Linked DNA regions of Homo sapiens: region 2 is linked to region 1. Evidence: chromatin contacts called from ENCODE Hi-C or POLR2A ChIA-PET data. All regions are on one chromosome and are shown on one strand. Each heading gives the region's core, a stretch centred on a gene start or an enhancer-like site at or near the end of the contact. The rest is flanking DNA. Distances are from core to core; before and after follow the strand shown.

Region 1 (2,833 bases), core at 321-2,820:
ATATTACAAAATTTCATCAGATTCACACAGACAAATCTGTACTCAATTTGTCCTTTCTGGTCAGGTAAATGTAAATAAAAAAAAATGCTTTTTAAAGGGACAGTAGATATTAAATAAAGGAAGCCAGAGTCCGAGCTTTTTCAGTGAGTCTGTAACCCCTTGGAGCAAATGCCAATAGTATTTCTGTTGGGCTAGCATTATGAGAGAGAGTGCTTGGAGTTACACTATCACCCTTCAGTCCCAGGCCTGAAATTGACTGGACGGGATATGAAGAAATAGAGGAGAACAAGGTGGCCAGGGAAAATAAAGGCAGATATGGGCAGGTTCTGTGGAAATAGTTTCAGGCTATACAGCTTTGGTCCTTCTCTGTGAGATTGGCCTTCTCCATTACTGTTTTTATAGATCACATCTTTAACATGACTACATAGCAAGGGATTCTGTATTAAGAATAGACCACCTTGGCTGGGCGCGGTGGCTCATGCCCATAATCCCAGCACTGTGGGAGGCTGAGGCGGGCAGATCACTTGAGGTCAGGAATTCCAGACCAGCCTAAACATGGTGAAACCCCATCTCTACTAATAATACAAAAGTTAGCCAGGCATGGTGACACACACCTGTAATCCCAGCTGCTCAGGAGTCTGGAGTCAGGAGAATCGCTTGAACCCAGGAGGTGGAGGTTGCAGTGAGCAGAGATCGCGCCAACTGTCCTCCAGCCTGGGTGACAGAGCGAGACTCTGTCTCAAAAGAAAAAAAATAGACCACCTCTCTTTGACTGTGTGAGCTAGAAAGTGAGGGTAAGGAAGGGTAGACTTGAAGGTAGAACCACAGCAAAGTTCCTTCCCCCATCCTCTGTATTCCCCCTTCCAGTTTTTTCTTCCCCTTTTCTTATTTCTTTCTTGCTCTCCTCTTTCAGCCCTTCAGGATTTCCCTGCTACTTGGGTTCTTGTCTTGAAACTTCCTTACACTTTTACTGTTTTTTTTTTACTTCCCTTTTTCTTAATCTTCATCTCTTTCCTCAATTTTCTTTCCTTATCTTCCCTACCCTTCTTATTATCTTTCTTGTTTGTCCATGTAATTTCTTCTCCCTGTTTACCACCTCTGACCTTCTTGTATTTCCTTTCGCTCCCTCCCTATTACTCCTTCCTTTTTCTTGTCCTTCAGTTTAATTATTTCAAACACATCACACATAAGGCCTGTCATTCCCTTGATTTCTAATTTATCTTTTCAACCTCTAATAAATTTAACACAGAGAATAGTTTCCCCATTCACTTTGCTCCCCATCTACTCAGATCTATCAACTTCTCTGATGGTTATTTGAAAGTTTAGTACTTAAAAATGTGTCAGATTAAAACTTGTTTAGAAACAGCCAGCTAGCTGGAGATGAAAAATATATAAGAGCTTATTTGCAAGGTGGTTAATACATGTATAAATACTACAGAGTTGACTGTATATAGGTATGTTGTAGATACATTAAGCTATTCTGTTCTCTGCTTCATCTCTTAGATTGGTGGAACGAGAATGCCTACACGCAGCCACAGGAATCCAGTTTCCATGGAAACCAAAAGCAGTTGCTTGCCTGCTCAGCAAGTTGAAACTGAAGGAGTGGCTCCACATAAAAGAAAAATAACTTGAGGACTGTACCATGGAAAACTAAATTTAAAAAAACAGTTATAACAGTGTTTAATTTAGATAAGTTTGAGGGAAAATAATCAGTAGGCAAGAGGAACATTTTTCCTGTAGTAGCTAGAGTGCCTTGAAAAAATGTGTTGGCTATGTGAAGGAATATTTCAACTAAAATGGAATGGTATGCTTTTCACCCTTGAAGTTTGAGGAGGATCTTGATATGTTTTAACATTATCATGGCAGGGAAATATATAAAGAAGAAAAATATTTTTACATTAAACCTTTTCTAAAAATTGTAAATAGAAAAATAATTTGGTTTTTTATCAAGAACAACACTTATCGTTATGTATTGTGTTAGTTATATTGCCAGTCTGTTGCGACTGACTCAAAAAGTTAAATGTTGCCACTGCTGAAGATGATTATGAGCATCGCAAACTTTGTTTCTGACCCATTTTGACAGTTTTTATATACTCCTTTAAAATGATGAATGTTACAGGTTAATAAAGTTAATACCTTTAAAAACTTGGTGAAATTCCATTACAGAAGCCAAAAATAAAAACTCCCTGCCTCTGAAAAGTCAGATTACTGACTTCTTGTTTGGCAACCATCAGTTTGTTTAATAAAAGAAAAAATTTGGTGGTATAACATGTTTGATGACAGATGCCTCTATCTCTAGATTCAAGCTGAGTGTTGAAATACACTGCTGAAAGCAAAGAGATAGGTATGTTTTCCAGAAAAAAAGTCAGTGTCATTGCTCCAGATGACAAGGTTAATGTGGTAAAGCATAAGCTTTTTTTTTTTTTTGAGATGGAGTCTCGCTCTGTTGCCCAGGCTGGAGTGCAGTGGCATGATCTCAGCTCACCACAACATCCACCTCCTGGATTAAAGCGATTCTCCTGCCTCATCCTCCCGAGTAGCTGGGACTACAGGCACCTACCACCAGGCTTGGCTAATTTTTTTTTGTATTTTTAGTAGAGACAGGGTGTTACCATGTTGGCCGGGCTGGTCTCAAACTCCTGACCTTGTGATCCGCCTGCCTTGGCCTCCCAAAGTGCTGGGATTACAGGGGTAAGCCACCGTGCCTGGCCAGCATAAGCTATTTTTATCCTCATCTATACTGATTGATTTAAATTTTCCGGGCCTGCAGATGAATTTGGAAAAGGGCATAATCAACTGATGTTGCTGTAGCAAATTTGGACTTAAGAAACTA
Region 2 (2,868 bases), core at 162-2,661, 200 kb before region 1:
GTACTACATGGAGGGAACATTCCGCTTTCCTTTTTTTTGAGTCACAGTTTCACTCCTGTTGCCCAGGCTGGAGTGCAACGGTGCAACCTTGGCTCACCACGACCTCCGCCTCCCGGATTCAAGCAATTCTCCTGCCTCAGCCTCCTGAGTAGCTGGGATTACAGGTGCCTGCCACCACGCCCGGCTAATTTTTGTATTTTTAGTAGAGATGAGTTTTCACCGTATTGGCCAGGCTGGTCTCGAACTCCTGACCTCAGGTGATCTGCTTGCCTCGCCCTCCCAAAGTGCTGGGATTACAGGTGTGAGTTACTGCGCCCGGCCCCCACCCTTTACTCTTTTTCAGTGTAGATTTCCTAGGAACATAGTCTTTCTCTTCCATGACCACAGTACAATGATCATAATCAGGGAATGTAACATTGATACAATACTGTTCCCCAACCCACAATCTGTTTTTGTATTTTTAAAGCCTCGCTTAAAAAGCAGGTGTGGGACAAAGATGATAAATGTACATCATAGCCTAATTAGGCCACTTGTTCACCTGGTGACCTCCCCACTGGAGTCATTCTTCAAAGCCCAGCTCTAACAAGGCACCCCTGCAAGCCTGTGCAGGCTGCTGTCCCCACCTGGCAGAAATAATTCTCTGCCAGGTAGCTCTCTGTGTGTGCCCCGGTTATAGCCCTTCATGTTATATAGCAACAATTTACTCTCTGGCTCCGCAGTGGACTATGAGCTTCTCTGGGTTTCCAGGGCCTAGTTGGGTAGCTGACAGATAATTGATGCTTAGGAGATGTTTGTTAAAAAATGGATGGGCAAATAGACAAATGGAAGCCTCTGGTGGGCTGAACTTGATAAAGAGGTATTTTCTTAAAAAATATATATATATATATTCGATGAAAGTTCAGAGATACACAATACAGTGGGTGAAATTATAAGTTCTTCTTAGGAACATCTTAGGGCAAGGAAGACATTGTGTATGGGATCTTGGCTCATGCCTCACTGCCACTCCCTCAAACTTTTGTCTCCTCCCTCTACGCCAAAGCATAGTAACTGCTGAAAGAATACAGTTATGCGCAGGAAGCGTGTATAGACTAGACTCCCTGAAGAGCTGGTGCCTGTGAGCATAAGAAACGCAGCCCGGGATTGCAGCACTTGGCAGCCCTGGGCTTTCCATCATTCCTGCCACGTTCACATGCAGTAACTTTCCGTGCCGGCTCTGAGCTGCTAGTGGGAGGCGGAGCTCCGGGCTGTCCCCCTCTCCCCAGCAGCCATCAGCGCCAGGGTGCCCGGCAACTGTGCCTTGGACTAACCCGAAAAGCCACACATCCCAGACCTGGGAGCACTCCAGCCAAACGAGTTTGTGGCAGAACCTGGTAACTTCCAGAGCCTTTGAACTGGAGTGTGGAGCTTACTGCTTTCCCAAACACTTCTCCTGGAAGATACTGTCACCAGCCAGCCCCTTGGTCCCAGCTGCTGCTCCCTCCCAGGTCCATGCTGGTGCAAGTGTCACAAAACAGACAGTAATTGAGTTCAGCCTTTATTGAGCAGCTACTCTGTGGCAGGTACTACCCTAGATTTGGACATTACCATGTTACTTAATTTTTATTTTCATTTAAAAATACGTACCATTTGCTGCATGCCAGACACTGTTCTAACCACTTAACACATAAGAACTCATTTGATCCTCATGACGGCCTATGAAGTAGGTTCTATTATGATTTCAATTTTTTGGATGTGGAAACTGAAGCACAGAGAGATTAAGTCACTTAAGGGATGAGATGTGGTCCCTGTCCTTATTTGAGCTAATACCATGAGGTCTTTTTCCCTTTCACATTTTCTATGTTATTTTCACTTACTTTCCATTTGATGGTTATCTCAAAAATATTATTCAGATCCATCTGTAAATATGCATTAATACTTACTGTGCACCAGATATCCTGGGACTCCAAAGAAGTCTAAAGTAGATTCCTCACTCTAAAGCAACAGAGTTTGGTTAGGGTAACGAAGCATCTATACTTTAGCTACAAAAGGAGATAGTGAGAGATGCTGACCGTGGGACCTTCAGGAGTTGAAGGGACAGGAAGAATCTTAGGGGCAGGAATGACTGGGGAAGACGTCAGAGAAGGTGGATGGAGCTCTTGGAAACCTGAATAAATGAACAGAGAGAATCAGCCTAGTGAACTACGGCTGTCTGTCCATTGAGGCCTGCAAAAGCAGGCAAAGATGCGGTACACCTTCTGCAGAAAGTGCCTCAAACAATGCCTGTGGTTCTGGATCTTAAAAGCATAAAGCCCTGAAATCTTGAGTGGTTTGGTGGACCTCACAGCTCCTGAGCCACAGTGAAGTGGTCAAGATGGATGATCCTTGTGTGATAATACATTATGACTCATTATGATAAAGTGGCAATACAGAAAATGTGGGGACCAACTTGTAGGCAGAACTCCCGCTTGTATGCAGACAGATTTCAATGCTATGAGATGAGGGGAAGGAGGGAAGCAGCTAATGTGTTTAGTGTTACAGGATTACTACTAAATTTCTCAGTTGACTTATATGTTATGATATTCTTATGCAATAAAATTTTAAAAGATTTTAGGAAACAAAGCAAAACAAAATTTCCTCAGCCCTGATGATTATGAACTGACGTAAAAGGCATCATCATGATACATCATCTGTGACTATGGGTTGCCATATTTGTAGCCCCAAGATAGTTTGTCCCCAAATTGTTCAAATGCAGCTGAGGTGGCTGCTGACAGTGCATAAAACTAAATTCAATCCTCAATAATAGGAGGAGTCACAACTTGTCTTTGTCTCCAAAGAAAGATGATCCATTGAAGAATGTGTGTCAATTTTTGTAGTCATTTCGTTACCACG

Evidence for each region. Hi-C counts contacts between places; a loop is a spot of excess contacts on that map. ChIA-PET counts read pairs that join two places held with the same protein, here RNA polymerase II (POLR2A).
Region 2: a loop to region 1 is called in a map of CD4-positive, alpha-beta memory T cell, with 8 times the contacts of the local background. The contact joins two enhancer-like sites. A Hi-C loop is called at or near these places in 1 of 168 maps with a recorded cell type or tissue (CD4-positive, alpha-beta memory T cell). POLR2A ChIA-PET finds 5 or more read pairs at or near these places in 1 of 52 experiments (activated naive CD4-positive, alpha-beta T cell).

What each region holds. Positions count from the first base shown.
Region 1 is chr15:60,422,433-60,425,265 of GRCh38, reverse strand. ICE2 (interactor of little elongation complex ELL subunit 2) reads left to right here. Exons shown (of 16, transcript NM_024611.6): 16 at 1,504-2,833. The coding sequence ends at 1,632. Among named protein-coding and RNA genes, the nearest start is that of ANXA2, 26 kb to the right of the region's middle. Within about 2 kb of position 1,570, at least 5 of the 41 ENCODE cell types and tissues checked have a DNase peak (open chromatin) inside an H3K27ac peak, as active enhancers do.
Region 2 is chr15:60,619,219-60,622,086 of GRCh38, reverse strand. All of the region lies in intron 2 of RORA (RAR related orphan receptor A), which reads left to right. All of the region lies in intron 5 of RORA-AS1 (RORA antisense RNA 1), which reads right to left. Among named protein-coding and RNA genes, the nearest start is that of RORA-AS2, 61 kb to the left of the region's middle. RefSeq lists an enhancer at 1,286-1,786. Within about 2 kb of position 1,411, at least 2 of the 41 ENCODE cell types and tissues checked have a DNase peak (open chromatin) inside an H3K27ac peak, as active enhancers do.